Linked DNA regions of Homo sapiens: region 2 is linked to region 1. A link is an interaction called in ENCODE POLR2A ChIA-PET data of the cell type or tissue named here. Cell type or tissue: HepG2. All regions are shown on one strand. Links, peaks and the distances in the headings refer to the core of each region. The heading gives the core; the rest is flanking DNA. Region 1 has its middle 30 kb from the start of RBM24. Region 2 overlaps NUP153-AS1 (NUP153 antisense RNA 1).

The links. ChIA-PET counts read pairs that join two places held together with the same protein. Peaks named below come from ENCODE experiments on the same cell type or tissue, not always from the same donor. Only the 100,000 strongest peaks of a DNase experiment are listed, where the experiment ranks them.
Region 2: POLR2A ChIA-PET joins it to region 1 with 5 read pairs; 1 of 35 experiments calls an interaction of 5 or more read pairs at or near these places.

Annotation. Positions count from the first base shown.
Region 1 is chr6:17,306,895-17,315,117 of GRCh38, forward strand. No RefSeq gene overlaps it. Among named protein-coding and RNA genes, the nearest start is that of RBM24, 30 kb to the left of the region's middle. RefSeq lists enhancers at 4,416-5,615, 4,992-5,136 and a cis regulatory region at 5,059-5,069. In HepG2, for the core only: no CTCF peak of the experiment used is centred there; a DNase peak (open chromatin) is centred at 5,147; H3K4me3 peaks cover 1,306 bases.
Region 2 is chr6:17,710,674-17,718,896 of GRCh38, forward strand. It overlaps NUP153-AS1 (NUP153 antisense RNA 1), which reads left to right. Exons shown (of 3, transcript NR_134618.1): 3 at 116-354. Among named protein-coding and RNA genes, the nearest start is that of NUP153-AS1, 7.7 kb to the left of the region's middle. In HepG2, for the core only: no CTCF peak of the experiment used is centred there; DNase peaks (open chromatin) are centred at 2,088 and 3,708; H3K4me3 peaks cover 2,021 bases.

The sequences.
Region 1 (8,223 bases), core at 2,163-7,162:
CATCTCCGCTCACTACAACCTCTGCCCTCCGGGTTCAAGCAATTATCCTGTCTCAGCCTCCCAAGTAGCTGGGACTACAGGCGCCCGCCACCATGCCTGGCTAATTTTTGTATTTTTTAGTAGAGATGGGGTTTCATCATGTTGGCCAGGCTGGTCCTGAACTCCTGACCTCACGTAATCCATCCGCCTTGGCCTCCCAAAGTGTTGGGATTACAGGTGTGAGCCACTGCGCCTGGCAGAAACTTTTTATATATTCAATGAAGTCCAGGTTCTTGGGGTAAAGGGAAAATCAGCAGCTAAGGTCTATCTAAGCTGTATTTACTCATTGGGAGCATCTTCTCAAGCAAAATCAATCAACATATCTGAACTTATTCTGAAGAAATCTGCATTGATTATAGTCTACCTAAAGGAGCAGCTGAACTGATACACAGCATATGCATCTCCAAGCTGAAATGGGAAAATTCAAATCTTAGTATTGCTAATTAGATAACAGTTCAGATCCTGATAGAAATAGCTTGTATTAGAAGGCTAGAGGTTCTGTAACTATAAAAGATAAACTGGTGTTGGGCCGGGCATGGTGGCTCATGCCTGTAATCCCAACACTTTGGGAGGCTGAGGCGGGCGGATCACCTGAGGTCGGGAGTTCGAGACCAGCCTGACCAACATGGAGAAACCCCGTCTCTACTAAAAATAGAAAATTAGCTGGGCGTGGTGGCGCATGCCTGTAATCCCAGCTACTCTCAAGGCTGAGGCAGGAGAATCGCTTGAATCCGGGAGGCAGAGGTTGCAGTGAGCCGAGATCGCGCCATTGCACTCCAGCCTGGGCAACAGGAGTGAAACTCCGTCTCAAAAAAACAAAAAAAGATAAACTGGTGTCATATTTGAGATCCTCCGATTCCAGAAGTTTGTAATCTGAGTTGGCTCAGACCTTCATAGCCCTGGGGCAGACAAATGATACAGGGAGTACAGTCTACAGGTTAAAATTTTAAAATGAAAATTGCTATAATTTTTCGTTTCTAGAATCATGCTTTGTCTTTTTGTTGTAATAGTGTTCTCCCTTCCTGTTCTAATACAAAGATATCAATACTAAAATCTAACCTTTACTGGGCACTGCTGGGCATTTCCTCTGTATAAAAAGCTCAGTACACATTGCTGGGATTTTGCTTCTGTGGAATAGCCAGTCTGCGACTCCTAACACGTCCTTGATGTTCTTAATTTTTACTAGGTCTTTGAATAACTGACTTTTTCAAATCTCTATTAGAATAAAGTAGGAGTAACTAAAATGGTGGAAGCTGGTTTTTGGTTTTTTTTTTTTTTTTTTTTTTTTTGAGACAGAGTCTTGTTCTGTCCCCCAGGCTGGAGTGCAGTGGCACAATCTCAGCTCACTGCAAGCTCCGCCTCGTGGGTTCATGGCATTCTTCTGCCTCAGCCTCCCAAGTAGCTGGGACTACAGACACCCGCCACCACGCCCGGCTAATTTTTTTTTTTTTTTTTTGTATTTTTAGTAGAGACGGGGTTTCACTTTGTTAGGCAGGATGGTCTCGATCTCCTGACCTCGTGATCCGCCCGCCTCAGCCTCCCAAAGTACTGGGATTACAGCCGTGAGCCACTGCACCCAGCTGAAGCTGGTTTCTTAAAATTAACATTTTCACTATTTTATAGATCACTTATCTTTCTTATAATCATCCCAGAGGAATTATTTGCAATGGTAATGGTAAAATTTTAATCATTTTCATGAACTCAGGTCGAGTGAGATGCACCCAGTATATGTTTATAGATTCTTCTTTTTTCAGACATAGAAGAGATGTTAGTTAACACTGATATGGATGCAAGCATAAAAACTGTAGAAAGGCTACAGGAACATGCAAGTGCATCAGAGAGTGAGGCAAGATATTCGCTAAAGGCGGCAAAATAAAAATAGCATGCAACATGGTATAAAGAATCATAAATTTAAGCAAAGAGAAGCATTGAACTATGTAACTGTTCCAGTTACTTACTGAGGTATCATAAACCACCCCCAAACTTGGTAGTGTAAAAATAAAAACAGGCTGGGCATGGTGGTTCACGCCTGTAATCCCAGCACTTTGGGAGGCCGAGGCAGGTGGATGACTTGAGGTCAGGAGTTTGAGACCAGCCTGGCCAACGTGGCAAAATCCCGTCTCTACTGAAAATACAAAAAGTAGTGGGGCGTGGTGGCACATGCCTGTAATTCCAACTACTCAGGAGGCTAAGGCAGGAGAATCACTTGAACCCAGGAGGCTGAGGCTGCAGTGAGCTGAGATTGCTCCACTGCACTCCAGCCTGGGCGACAGAGTGAGACTCCATTTCGAAAAAAAATTAAAAATAAATAAATAAAAATAGAAACAGCAATTCTTTTCCTTTTTTTTTTTTTTTTTTTTGAGACGGAGCTTCGCTCTTGCTGCCCAGGCTGGAGTGCAATGGCGCAATCTTGGCTCACTGAAGCCTCCGCCTCCCGAATTCAAACGATTCTCCTGCCTCAGCCTCCCAAGTAGCTAGGATTACAGGTGTGCACCACTACACCCGGCTAATTTTTGTGTTTTTAGTAGAGACGGGGGTTTCACCATGTTGGCCAGGCTGGTCTCGAACTCCTGACCTCAGGTGATCTGCCCACCTTTGCCTCCCAAAGTGCTGGGATTACAAGCATGAGCCACCGCACCCAGTTCTCTTCTCTTCTCTCTGTTCTTCTCTTCTCTCTGTTCTTCTCTTCTTTCGATGGAGTCTCGCTCTGATGCCCAGGCTGGAGTGTAGTGGTGTGATCTCAGCTCACTACAACCTCCACCTCCCAGGTTCAAGTGATTCTCGTGCCTCAGCCTCCCCAGTAGCTGGGAATATAGGACTGTGCCACCAGACCCAGCTAATTTTTTGTATTTTTAGTTGAGACCATATTGGCCAGGCTGGTCTCAAACTCCTGAACTCAGGTGATCCACCCACCTCAGCCTCCCAAAAGTGCTGGGATTACAGGCATGAGCCACGGCGCCTGGCCAGAAACAGCAGTTTTCTTGTGCTTGCTGCCTGTGGATCAGAAATTCAGAAAGGGCATAGTGGGGACAGATCTTCTCTGCTCTTTAGAGTCTACTCTGCAATCAGTGGGATGATTAGAATGGCGGCCTGAACTGCTGGGGCTGGAAGATCACTTCCACAATAGTGTCTCAGCATGGTTGCCCCAGGGCTGTTAGACGACTTTTCACAGAACAGTCCAGAACTCTGAAAGCAAATGTTTCCCATCAACAAGGTGGAGGCTGCACATCCTCTCCGGGCCTGGCCTGAGAAGTTACATAGCATCACTTCCATCACATTCTGTCAATTCCAAGTGAGTCCCAACCCAAACTCAATGGCAGCGACTTTGACCCCACCTTCTGGTAAAAAGAATAAGAGGTATTTGATGTCATCTTAAAACAAAGTTTTAAGATCATCATTAACAGTTTTCCCCCCCAATATAAATTCATTTATCTTTAATGCTTTTTTTCATCCCAATGTCTAATTTATAAAATATAAATTATCTTCCTCTTTCTTTGGCTGTTGCTTATTTGTGAATAATAGGAATTGGTGTGTTAAGTTATGAGTGACAGAGCCCCTGGATGTATCTGCGCAAGAGGTTACTTCTTAGTATCAGACGTATTACAGATTTGTTTTTTTTATTTTGGTTTTTTTTTTTGAGATGGAGTCTTGCTCTGTTGCCCAGGCTGGAGTGCAGTGGTGTGATGTTGGCTCAAGGCAATCTTTGCCTCCCAAATTCAAGTGATTCTCCTGCCTCAGCCTCCCGAGTAGCTGGGATTACAGGTGCCCGCCACCATGCCCAGATAATTTTTGTGTTTTTAGTAGAGACGGGGTTTCACTATCTTGGCCAGGCTGGTCTTGAACTCCTGACCTCAGGTGATCCACCCGCCTCGGCCTCCCAAAGTGCTGGGATTACAGGCGTGAGCCACTGCGCTTGGCCTACAGATTAGCTTTAATAATAAAACAGAAATGCAAATGTGAGTAGGATATGTTAAATAGTTATGATATGTGACTCATCACCCAACTTTTTAGGAGACTGATGCTTTTTCTAAACCTAATAATCAACTTGCCAGATACTAGGATGGGAGTCCAAATTCCTAGAGTTGTGATATACACCAGAGGAAAAATAGCCAGATCTAAGGAGCACAGAGGAAATCCTAACAATACAAGGTAGGAGCCCAGGCTCAGAGGAAGCCAGCAGGCTGTATGATGAGAAGAGCATGGGACTGGGAAGCTAGAGGCTCCAAGTTCAATTCATGCTCCACCAGTATTCATCATTATGTGCTGGGGCAAGTCTATTTCTTCGTCTTAAGTTTCTTCCAAGAGTTTGGGCTAGGTAACCTCAGGAGTCCCTTCCTTCAGTTATAATAACACTACAATTTTAGTTCAAGTCCCTCCTACTACACTCCTATCAGAGGAGCTTTTAAAGTATATATGAAAAGAAGACAGGAAAAATAATTAAACAAGCATTTCTTTGGTAACCTACTTTATCTTACAATAGACCTGGTGCTTTGTGCATTTCAGTGCATTTTTGCATGTAATAAAATGCCTAAATGAAGAAAGACATGAGAAAGAGCTTGAAGAGAAGGTATTTTAATGCAGCCAGGTTACAATCAGGATTTGGGGTCCAGCGAGAGCTTCCCGGCCAACCTGAGGGACATCCAGCAATGATGTCTATCTAGAACAATGACAATAATTGCCAGTGTCCCTCCCCTCCCTTTTCAAGCTCACCTGATACCTCTGCTATTCACTCAGCCTGAGAAAAGGCACTCTGCCTTTGAGCAGCAGCTTGAACGACAGCCACCCTCACATTGCCTTGGGCGAGCACGCACGTGGGCTGCTATACGGAGACATCTGTGCCCGCTGAAGTGAGGCTGAAGAGCTGTGTTGTCTAGGGTGACAGGAGGCCTTGCCTAACAGTGAGCTCCATCAATAATCTATGGCCCTGTGGAGAAAGAACCCTATTAATAAGACATGTTGCTGTTTGGAGAAGACAGAGCCAATGAGGCCCTCGTTCCAGGGAAACAGAATATGCTCAGCATGACGCAGCACTCCCTGAACTTTCCGGTTACATCACCCAATAGCTGAGATCAGAAGCAATTTTAGAAGATACATTCAACATACTAATGCCCTTTCAGCCAGCCTAGTTCAGTAAGGTCAAAGTCTGGTCAAAAACACACTTTGACCTGAGGTTTGCTTGTTTGTTTGTCTTTAAGACTGATCAAGAGCACTGAGTTATTTTCGCACACTGGGCTTGTTATCAGGTCACTGTTTAAGTATAGAAATGTTTATCTGGGTGGTTTTAGATCCAATATGGAAGACTGAAAATCCTCCGAATTCCCAAATATATTTTCCATTCCATTTAAAGCTCACAATCTTCTAGGTCCGCCCAGTTCTTCTTTATGGCAACAGTTAATTATTAATCCTTCCTTACTTTTAGGTTGTAATTTAAGAGTGCATTAATAGATTGCTCACTCGGTATTTTGCCAAAATCATGGCAGGACAAATTCGCTAGTGTATGATGGCTAGAAGCATGAACTTGGAGGCAGACTGACCTGGGACTGGGTCTAGGCTCTACCACTTGCCAGCTGTGTGATCTCAGGAGAGTTACACACCCTCTCTGAGTCTCCATTCCTTCTCTGTCATGGGGGAAATGTCTCATAAAGTATGATAATGTAAAGCATAGAGCAAAGCAAGTAATAAGCATTCAATAAAGAGTAGGTTTTTGTTGTTGTTTTTGAGATGAAGTTTCACTCTTGTCGCCCAGGTGGGAGTGCAATGGCGCGATCCCGGCCCACTGCAACCTCTGCTCCCCAGGTTCAGGCAATTCTCCTGCCTCAGCCTCCCAAGTAGCTGGGATTACAGGCATGTGCCACCATGCCCGGCTAATTTTGTATTTTTAGTAGAGACGGCGTTTCTCCATACTGGTCAGGCTGGTCTCAAACTCCCGACCTCAGGTGATCCACCCACCTCGGCTTCCCAAAGTGCTGGGATTATAGGCGTGAGCCACTGCACCTGGCCACATTGCTTATTAAGTATCTAAGAGAAGATGCCAAGCAGGCAGTTTCATCCACCGGTGTAGAGTTTAGCAGAGATGTCAGGGTCTGAGACAAAACTGTGAGAACTGTTGTAATCATTAAAGCTATTCACCAATTTTTTTTTTTTAAGTTGGAATCTTGCTCTTATTGTCCAGGCTAGAGTGCAGTCGCAAGATGTCAGCTCACTGCAACCTCCGCCTCCAGGTTCAAGCGATTCTCCTGCCTCAGCCTCTCGTGTAGCTGGGATTACAGGTGTGTGCCACCATGCCCAGCTAATTTTTGTATTTTTAGTAGAGACAGGGTTTCGCCATGTTGGTCAAAGTGGTCTCGAACTCCTGACCTCAGGTGATCCACCCACCTCAGCCTCCCAAAGTGCTGCAATTACAGGCATAAGCCACCGCACCTGGCCCACCAATATTTTTAGTTCACTCCTTCCATTATGGTAGGACCCTCTTGTCTACCCCCTTAAAGTTAGGCACAGCCATGTGACTTGCCATAGCCAATGAAATGAAGGTGGAAGGGGCTGTCTCACTTCAGGCAGAATCCTTAAGCTTTAAGAGTATGGGCTGGTCACGGTGGCTTATGCCTGTAATCCCAGCACTTTGGGAGGCCAAGCGGGGGGTGGATCACCTGAGGTCGGGAGTTCGAGACCAGCCTGACCAACATGGAGAAACACCATCTCTACTAAAAATACAAAATTAGCCAGGTGTGGTGGTGGGCGCCTGTAATCCCAACTACTTGGGAGACTGAGGCAGGAGAATCGCTTGAACCCTGGAGGTGGAGGTTGTGGTGAGCTGAGATCATGCCATTGTACTCCAGCCTGGGCAACAAGAGTGAAACTCCGTCTCAAAAAAAAAAAAGGAGTATGATTCTCGGCCAGGCACAGTGGCTCACGCCTGTAATCCCAGCACTTTGGGAGGCCGAGGTGGGTGGATCACAAAGTCAAGAGTTTAACACCAGCCTGGCCAAGATGGTGAAACCCTTTCTCTACTAAAAATGCAAAAAATTAGCCAGTTGTGGGAGCGGGCGCCTGTAATCCCAGCTACTCAGGAGGCTGAGGCAGAAAATTGCTTGAACCAAGGAGGCCAAGGTTGCTAAGACTGCACCACGCACTCCAGCCTGGGCAACAGAACCATACTCTATCTCAAAAAAAAAAAAAAAAAAGAGTATGATTCACCATGTCCCTGAGCGACCATGATGAACAGATACCCCTGTTGATTCATGACGGACATTTTACAGTGAAAGAGAAACATCTTTGTTGTTCTAAATGACTGAGATTTGAGGGTGGTGTGTAGAAAAATCTAGCCTATTGTGTATGAGCCCTAAAGATAGGACAGTATTTAAATGCTTCGAACTGGATGAGATCCCCTTCAGCATGAGTGTTAATGACAATGAGAAGGAACTGAGTCCTTAGCATTTCAGATGTCAACACTGAAAGGTAAGGAAGAAAGGGGAATTCCAGGGAAGGAGATTGCTGTGGAACGAAATGTTTGTGTCCCTGCAAGTTCGTATGCTGACAACCTAATCCCCAATGTGATGGAATTAGGAGGTGGGCCTTTGGGAGGTGATTAGATCACAAGGGTGGACCTCTTATGAATGGGATTAGTGCCCTTATAAAAACAGGCTCCAGAGGCAGGTACGGTGACTCATGTTTGTAATCCCAGCACTTTGGGAAGCTGAGGTAGAAGGATCACTTGAAGCCAGGAGTTCGAGACCAGCCTGGGCAACATAGGGACATTTGTCTCTACAAAAAATAAAATAATTAGCCAGGCGTGGTGGCATGCACCTGTAGTCCCAGCTACTTGGGAGGCTGAAGTAGGTGGATCACTTGAGCTCAGAAGATCCAAGCTGCAGAGAGCTATGATCACGCCACCACACTCTAGCTTGGCAGACAAAGTCTCTGTTTCAAAGAGAGAGACAGAGGCTCCAGAAAGCTGCCTCACGATAGAAGGCTCTGTCTATGAGGAACTGGACACCAAGTCTGCCAATGTCTTGATCTGGGACATCCCAGCCTCCTGTGAGAAATAAACTTCTGTTGCTTCTAAGCTACAAGGCAATTCTCATGCCTCAGCCACCCGAGTAGCTGGGATTACAGGCATGCGCTACCACACCAGGCTAATTTTTGTATTTTTAGTAGAAATGGGGCTTCACCATGTTGGCCATGCAT
Region 2 (8,223 bases), core at 1,239-6,238, 400 kb after region 1:
GCCATTTGTGTAAAAGTGGAGTATGTACAATTATGTACAGTACAGAATACTTCATAATGATAAGTGGCTGTTTCTGGTTTATGTATTTACTATACCTTTTTTTTTTTTTTAACAGGCACTCCTTGCCATTTCCTGTTGCTACCATACTTTATTATTTTAAAGTGTATTCCTGGTCAGGCATGTGGCTCACACCCATAATCTCAGCACTTTGGGAAGCCAAGGCAGGAGGATCACTTGAGGCCAGGAGATTGAAACCAGCCTGGGCAACATAACGAGACCCCTTCTCTACAAAGAAATGAAAAAATTAGTTGAGCTTAGTGGTGTGCACCTGTAGTCCCAGCTACTAGGGAGGCTGAGGCAGGAGGATCACTTGAGCCCAGGAGTCTAAGGCTGCAGCGAGCTATGATCTCACCACTGCAGTCCAGCCTAGGTAACAGAGTGAGACCCCATCTCTAAAGAAAAAAATAAAGAAAATGAAGCTATTGGGTTTATTTATTATTTATTTATTTATTTATTGCCTGTTTGCTTGTATTTTAGGGAAAGAAGGGCCACACAACGGAAAGATATTTAAGGATGTAAATCATTGTATTCTCATTAACTTACTGTGTTCTCTCTCTATTGGGAATAAAGTAATATTTAAGACTAAATTAACTAATATGAGCAAATTTTGATTAACTACATATATCACTTGATTCCAACATGCCATATATTTCCTCTTCCTGACTACATGTATCAATGTATACTAGACTTTGGTATATATGTGTTTATGTACATTACATTATAGTTTAAGGCATATTTTAAATTCAATCTTGAATGGAAACTCAGTTTTATTGGATGAAATAATAACCAAATTTAGGAAGGCAATCCCATCCTAACATTTAAGACAGTTAATGAATTAACTGAGATTAATTCATTAAAACACAAATATTTATTGAGATATTTATGTGTTGGTTTCTAGTCTTGGCATTTAGTATGTCAGTATACAAAACTGTAAAACAATCTCTGTCTACATATTATGCTACACTTTACCATTTTATTGAGTTATACTAAAGTTTACTATTTTATAATCTATTAATCATTAGCACTTAACACTGATAATTCACCTTAAAAATGCTACACTCAAGCCAGGCACAGTGGCTCACACCAGTAATCCAGCAGTTTGGGAGGCCAAGATGTGCGGATCACCCGAGGTCAGGAGTTTGAGACCAGCCTGGCCAACGTGGCAAAACCCCGTCTCTACTAAAAAAATTAAAAAATTAGCCGAGTGTGGTGGCACATGCCTGTAATCCCAGCTACTTGGGAGGCTGAGACAGAAGAATCGCTTGAACTTGGGAGGCAGAGGTTGCAGTGAGCCGAGATCATGCTACGGTACTGCAGCCTGGGCAACTGAGCCAGACTCTGTCTCAAAAAAAAAAAAAAAAACCTACACGTAAATTCTAAACACATGCTGTTGAATCTATCTCATACAAGAAATCAGGGGCGGGCACGGTGGCTCATGCCTGTAATCTCAGCACTTTGGGAGGCCAAGGCAGGCGGATCACGAGGTCAGGAGATCAAGACCATCCTGGCTAACATGGTGAAACCACCGTCTCTACTAAAAATACAAAAAAAAAAAATTAGCCGGGCGCGGTGGTGGGCGCCTGTAATCCCAGCTACTCGGGAGGCTGAGGCAGGAGAATGGCATGAACCTGGGAGGCGGAGCTTTCAGTGAGCGGAGATCATGCCACTGCACTCCAGCCTGGGCGACAGAGCGAGACTCCATCTCAAAAAAAAAGAAAAAAGAAAAAAAAGAAATCAATTGGTTTAGTTTTATTTATTAACATAATTCATCAGTTACATTACGAAACTGGACTTATTAAGGTTGCAGTCTGTAAAACTATAACCTTTGCAAACCTTAGTTTGCTAATACTAAGCTTCTTTATTTTTTAAAAGCATTTGTAGAGAATGCTCAAGTTTATCAGACCCTAACTTATTAAGGCATTCCTTTTCAAAAGCATGCAAACCAGTTAACATGCAAACAACCCTCACATACATATCACCCCACCACCATCAGACAAGCATGAACTACCCAGTTTAAACAAACAGTGACTTTTGGCCTCTTGCTGCTACTCTGACCAGCAAGCACCAGCTGCAGCCCCCGGGAGCTTGTTAGAATAAAGCAGCTCTGCCCATCCCAAGCCAACACAATCAGAATCTACATTTTAACAAGATCACCAGGTGAACTGTATTACATTCTAGGAGCATTGTTTCAAAACCATGCCACCAGAAGTTATTAATCTGAAGTTAGATTAACTTTGAAGGCAAGACAATGAGGTACCTGAAGTTCCCGTAAAGAGCAGGCTTAGGAACTTCTGTTCCTTACTAATCTACAACAATCAACAATTTAAGAATTGATGAACCAACAGCTTATACAACATGTAGTTTTTTTTCCTCTTCTTTATCATTCTGTACCTTTCTCCTTTACCACAAAGTGAGCAGAAATGGAATGAACCATTTTTTAATTATTCTTTCATTAACTTTTTTTTTCCAAAGGAAAAAGGTAATCTAGCAGAAGTTATTAACATCTGAAATGTTAAGGGTCTAAAACTGAGCATTAGTTATGAAATATACTTAAGCATAGATATTTCAAGAACCCCTTGCTAATTCCCATGTATCCTTTTCTTATACAAATTTTCTTTTAGTCACTGCTGGTTGTTTGGTTGGTTGCAAAAGAAAAAGAAAAATTTTATTTTAGAACTAATTCATGAAAAAAAAAAATGGATGTAAAGTAAACCCTAATCCAAGAAGCTATGAGCAGAGATAAATTCCTAAAAGAAATATCAGGCTACTTTCTTAGAATTGCGATGACTTTTCTCATTCCGTTGTAGTCACAAAATCATTTTTAAGGTAGAAAAGCAAGCGGGCACTCTAGGAGGGAATATTCTTAGGCTTGGATTGGCATCTAATATATCTGGAATGCTAGATGAGAATTCAGGCAACTTGGAATAAACTGTAATTTTTCTAAACTGTAAAGGCAGGAATGGTAGCAGCTTTCTACTTGACAAATCATAAAAACAATTAGATTACCTACCTCTAGTAGCTTGACCTCTTTTTTTTTTTTTTTTTTTCAGACGGAGTCTGCCTCTGTCGTCCAGGCTGGAGTGCTGGAGTGCAGTGGCACGATCTCGGCTCACTGCAAGCTCCGCCTCCCGGGTTCACGCCATTCTTCTGCCTCAGCCTCCCGAGTAGCTGGGACTACAGGTGCCCGCCACTATGGCTGGCTAATTTTTTGTATTTTTTTTTTTTTAGTAGAGACGGGGTTTCACTGTGTTAGCCAGGATGGTCTCGATCTCCTGACCTCGTGATCCGCCTGCCTTGGCCTCCCAGAGTGCTGGGATTACAGGCGTGAGCCACCGTGCCCGGCCATAGCTTGACCTCTTAAATAGCTGCTATGAAGCTAAGACAATAATTGGACATAGTATTTTCTCCAAACATTACTTCTGGAAAAGTTCAATTTGATAACAATAATGGATATGTTAGTCTAAAAGTTTCCAGAAGAAGTCATCACAACATGCCTATTGTTCTTAACTCCTGCAATAGAGAAGGCCTAAAAAGCTGTGCAATACAAAAGGTGAAAAATCATATTTAAAAACTTACATACATCACCCCTTGTGTAGGCCAAATAGAAGCATGTTTGCTCATGTGAACAGTTAAACATCAAGGGCAGATAATGAGGTCACTGAAGTTCCTGTAAAGAGCAGGCTTAGGAATTTCTGTTCCTTGCTCATCTACAACAACCAACAATTTAAGTAAGAATTGATGAGCCAGCAGCTTATTGATCATGTAGATTTTTTTTTTCCTTTTACCATTCAGTAACTTTCACTTTTACCACAAAGTGAGCAGAAATGAGATGAACCATTTTTTAATTGTTATTTTCATTAGCTTCTATTTCCAAAGGAAGCTAGGCTACTAGCTGAAATGAAAATCTGGATTTAGCACATCCTTATTCTGTATCATCACAGGTAGCAGAGTTGATTTAACAGAGCAATTACACAAGCATAATGGTTAGTTAAGATGATTTTAAGCCAATATCTATAATCCATGGCCAGTGGCCTCAATGTAGCTTACCTTGTTTGGATCCATTATAATGACAGTAGGATATCATGAGCTACCAAAAGTAGGCTTCTTTAAAACCAAAAAAAAAAAAAAAAAAAAAAACCCAATAAAAAGAACTCTTCAAATATTCTCCAAAGCAAAGATGAGTGAGGTTATATCATTCTACATTTAGTATTAAAAAGGCAGTATCACCAAACAAATTGAAGGCAACTTTGCAGACGTTGAGCAAAACCTACTTAAACAACCACCCCCAACTACAGAAAACTCTCCCCCTCTCCCCATGAAGGTGTAGCTTCCACTATGTACCCATACAATGTGTAGAATAAAAGCATCAAAGCAGACCATAGGCCTCCAAGAAGGCCACAACCAAGCAACAAAGAGCATCAACTAGCCACAGTTAAACCCAAGCCATAACTTAAATGCTTTCAATTAGTAACAGTTACATTTTCTTTTTCACTTGTTTGGTCATAAAATCTTGCCCCTTCAATGAGTCAGCAGTGACTCATAAGCACTTCCTACAAGAAGCACCCGCTTTTAGGCCCATCCCTTCCAGCCGAAGTGCTGAGACCCAGGATTGATTTTAGCTTCATCCTTGCTGATGCTTGAGTTTAATCACTTGTCTCTCTCATACTGGATATCCATGTTGGCCAGCAGTTACTCTGCAAAGTAGTGGTCTGCTGCTGTGCAGTGAGGAGGCAAATCCACAAAGGGGCACCAGGAGTAGTAGACAATTGGGAAGGAAATGCCATTTTTCTCTCTTCGCTCTTGTCCACTATAGCTCTGCCTCTTTGACTCCTCATCATAAGGTCCCAGCCTTTACAACTATGCCTCCTCCTGTACCAGCAGAGTCTCCTCTCAAGGTTTGGTTTTGGTTTACAAACAAAGAGGAACTGACTTTTTGCCTACACCACTAACTTTAGAACACGGTCCTTTGAAAAGTATCCAAAACTGAGGTCGGGAGTTCGAGACCAGCCAGACCAACATGGAGAAACCTCGTCTCTGCTAAAAATACCAAATTAGCCGGGTGTGGTGGCATATGCCTGTAATCACAGCTACTCGGGAGGTTGAGGCAGGAGAATTCCTTGAACCCAGGAGGCGGAGGTTGTGGTAAGCTGAGATCGCACCAATTGCACTCCAACCTGGGCAAAAAGAGCAAAACTCTGTCTCAAAAAAAAAAAGAAAATCCAAAACTGAGATGGAGGGGAAAAAACGCGACAGTTCTGAGAAGCTTTCTGCCTTAATTTCTTTCTTTCTTTCTTTCTTCTTTATTATTATTATTATTTTTTTTTGAGATCGTGTCTTGCTCTGTTGCCCGGGCTAGAGTGCAGTGGTGAGATCTCCGCTCACTGCAACCTCCGCCTCCATAGTTCAAGTGATTCTCCTGCCTCAGCCTCCCAAGTAGCTGGGACTACAGGCACCTGCCACCAAACCCGGCTAATTTTTATATTTTTTAGTAGGAATTGGGATATCCTAATTTCAAGTTAATGAAAAGAACAAGAAAAGTGCAGTGGTTAGTTTTACATGAGATCCAAACAAAACAGGTCAGATCACTTGTTTCAATTTCTCCAGCAATTTTCCACTGAAAACTTCCTATATATGGAAGGAATATAGAAAAAGAAAAGAGGAAATGTTTAAGGAGTGATGTCAGACAAAAGAGAAGGAGGCTGAGACGAGCAAGCAGGGAGGGCAAATTTTAAATTCTGGCAAATAGTCACTGCTAGACATGTCTGAAAATACCATCAAAAATTCTGCCAGGTTCACGGCCAACCTGAACTCACCCTTGGTGTATTTTCCCTCTATAAGGCAGTCTTTTGGGTCCAGATTGGCTCCTTGTTGACCTAAATTCAAAAGCTGTAAAAAAACGAACAAAGGATGAGTGATACCTTGCAGAAATGGTGTTACCGAAACCCAGAGTGTCACTTACTGGCGTCATAAATAATGAAGGACTAATAAATAATACATGGAAAAGAAAAGACCCTCGTCATTGTCACTTCATGTTTTCCTCACATTTTGTATCCATAAAGCCAGGCACAAATTGAATGAATATTTATTGAAAGGATGAATGGACATTTATAGGAGGTTTCACAATTCCTTATTTCCCTCAACAACTTTTATGTTATGCAAATGTTTTCTGTGTTTGAAAAAAAATACTTTAAAATGAAACTTGTTAAAACAATCTTTTATTGCTAGAACACTTGAAATCTCCCTTTTGCTTTTAAACACAATTTACCTGAGACCATGTACTATTTGCAGTATCAGAGGTAAACAGAAAAATCACTTTTTTTTTTTTTTTGAGACGGAGTCTCGCTCTGTCGCCCAGGCTAGAGTGCAGTGGCGCGATCTCAGCTCACTGCAAACTCCGCCTTCCGGGTTCACGCCATTCTCCTGCCTCAGCCTCCCGAGTAGTTGGAACTACAGGTGCCCGCCACCATGCCCGGCTAATTTTTTGTATTTTTAGTAGAGACAGGGTTTCACCGTGTTAGCCAGGATGGTCTCGATCTCCTGACCTAGTGATCCACCCTCATTGGCCTCCCAAAGTGCTGGGATTACAGGCGTGAGCCACCGCGCCTGGCCTCAGAAAAATCACTTTTATGGACTCAGATCAAGATGGTGCTTTCTCTGGGGGATTATGCCAAAATAGGAATGTGACCTGAAGGGAGAAGGAAGTGCACTTTAAAAACAGACCTTCGGCCGGACGCGGTGGCTCACGCCTGTAATCCCAGAACTTTGGGAGGCTGAGGCGGGTGGATCACGAGGTCAAGAGATCAAGACCATCCTGGCCAACATGGTGAAACCCCATCTCTACTAAAAATACAAAAATTAGCTGGGCATGGTGGCACGTGCCTGTAGTCCCAGCTACTTGGGAGGCTGAGGCAGGAGAATCGCTCGAACCTGAGAGGCGGAGGTTGCCATGAGCTAAGATCACACCACTGCACTCCAGCCTGGCGACAGAGTGAGACTCTGTCTCAAAAAAAAAAAAAAAAAAAAAAAAAAAACCACAAAAAAACAGGCACTTTAGAAGGCTGAGGTGGGAAGATTACATGAGGCCAGGAGTTTTAGATTAGACTGGGCAATGGTGCAAGACCCCCATCTCTCCAAAAACAGTTTTTAAATAGCCGGGTGTGTTGGCATGCACCTGTCATACTAGCTACTCAGGAGGCTGAGGAGGGAGAATCACTTGAACCCAGGAGTTTGAGGCTGCAGTGAGCTATGATCATGCCACTGTACTCCTGCCTGGGTGACAGAGTGAGATCCTGTCTCTAATAAATACATACATACAGAATGACAGACTTTCGGGAATAGCATTCAACAGCTATAGAAGACCATGTATTCTGCAGATGGTAACATGATAATGGGATGTGTCCTGCCATTTAGGGACAAGTGGAAGTGGTCATACTCTTTTTTTTTTTTTTTTTGAGATGGAGTCTCGCTCTTGTCACCCAGGCTGGAGTGCAATGGTACGATCTCAGCTCACTGCAACCTCCACCTCCCGGGTTCAAGCGATTCTCCTGCCTCAGCCTCCTGAGTAGCTGGGATTACAGGTGTCCACCACCATGCTCGGCTAATTTTTGTACTTTTAGTAGAGATGGGGTTTCACCATGTTGCCAGGATGGTCTCCAACACCTGACCTCAGGTGATCCGCCCGCCTTGGGCTCCCAAAATGCTGGGATTACAGGCATGAGCCACTGTGCCCCACCAGAAGTGTTCGTACTTATAAGTATTTTGAGTAAATACATATGCAGATAAATTTCCTTTTGGAAATATTTGTTGCTTAGGATTTTAAATGATTTGCAGATTAAAAGCTTCAGATTAGCTGTCATGGTTTCCCCTCCTCAACTTGGTGGGCTTGGAGTCAGGACTTTCAATTTAAAGAACGTGAGTACAATTTAGTGATTCTTTAGCAGAGAATGCTATTTATTTATTTATTGAGATAGTGTCTTGCTCTGTCATCCAGGCTGGAGTGCAGTGGTGCAGTCTTGGCTCACTGCAACCTCCACTGCCCAGTTTCAAGCGATTCTCCTGCCTCAGCTTCCCAAGTAGCTGGGACCATGGGCGTGCACCATTGCACCCGGCCAATTTTTGTATTTTTAGTAGAGATGGGTTTTCGTCATGTTGGCCAGGCTGTTC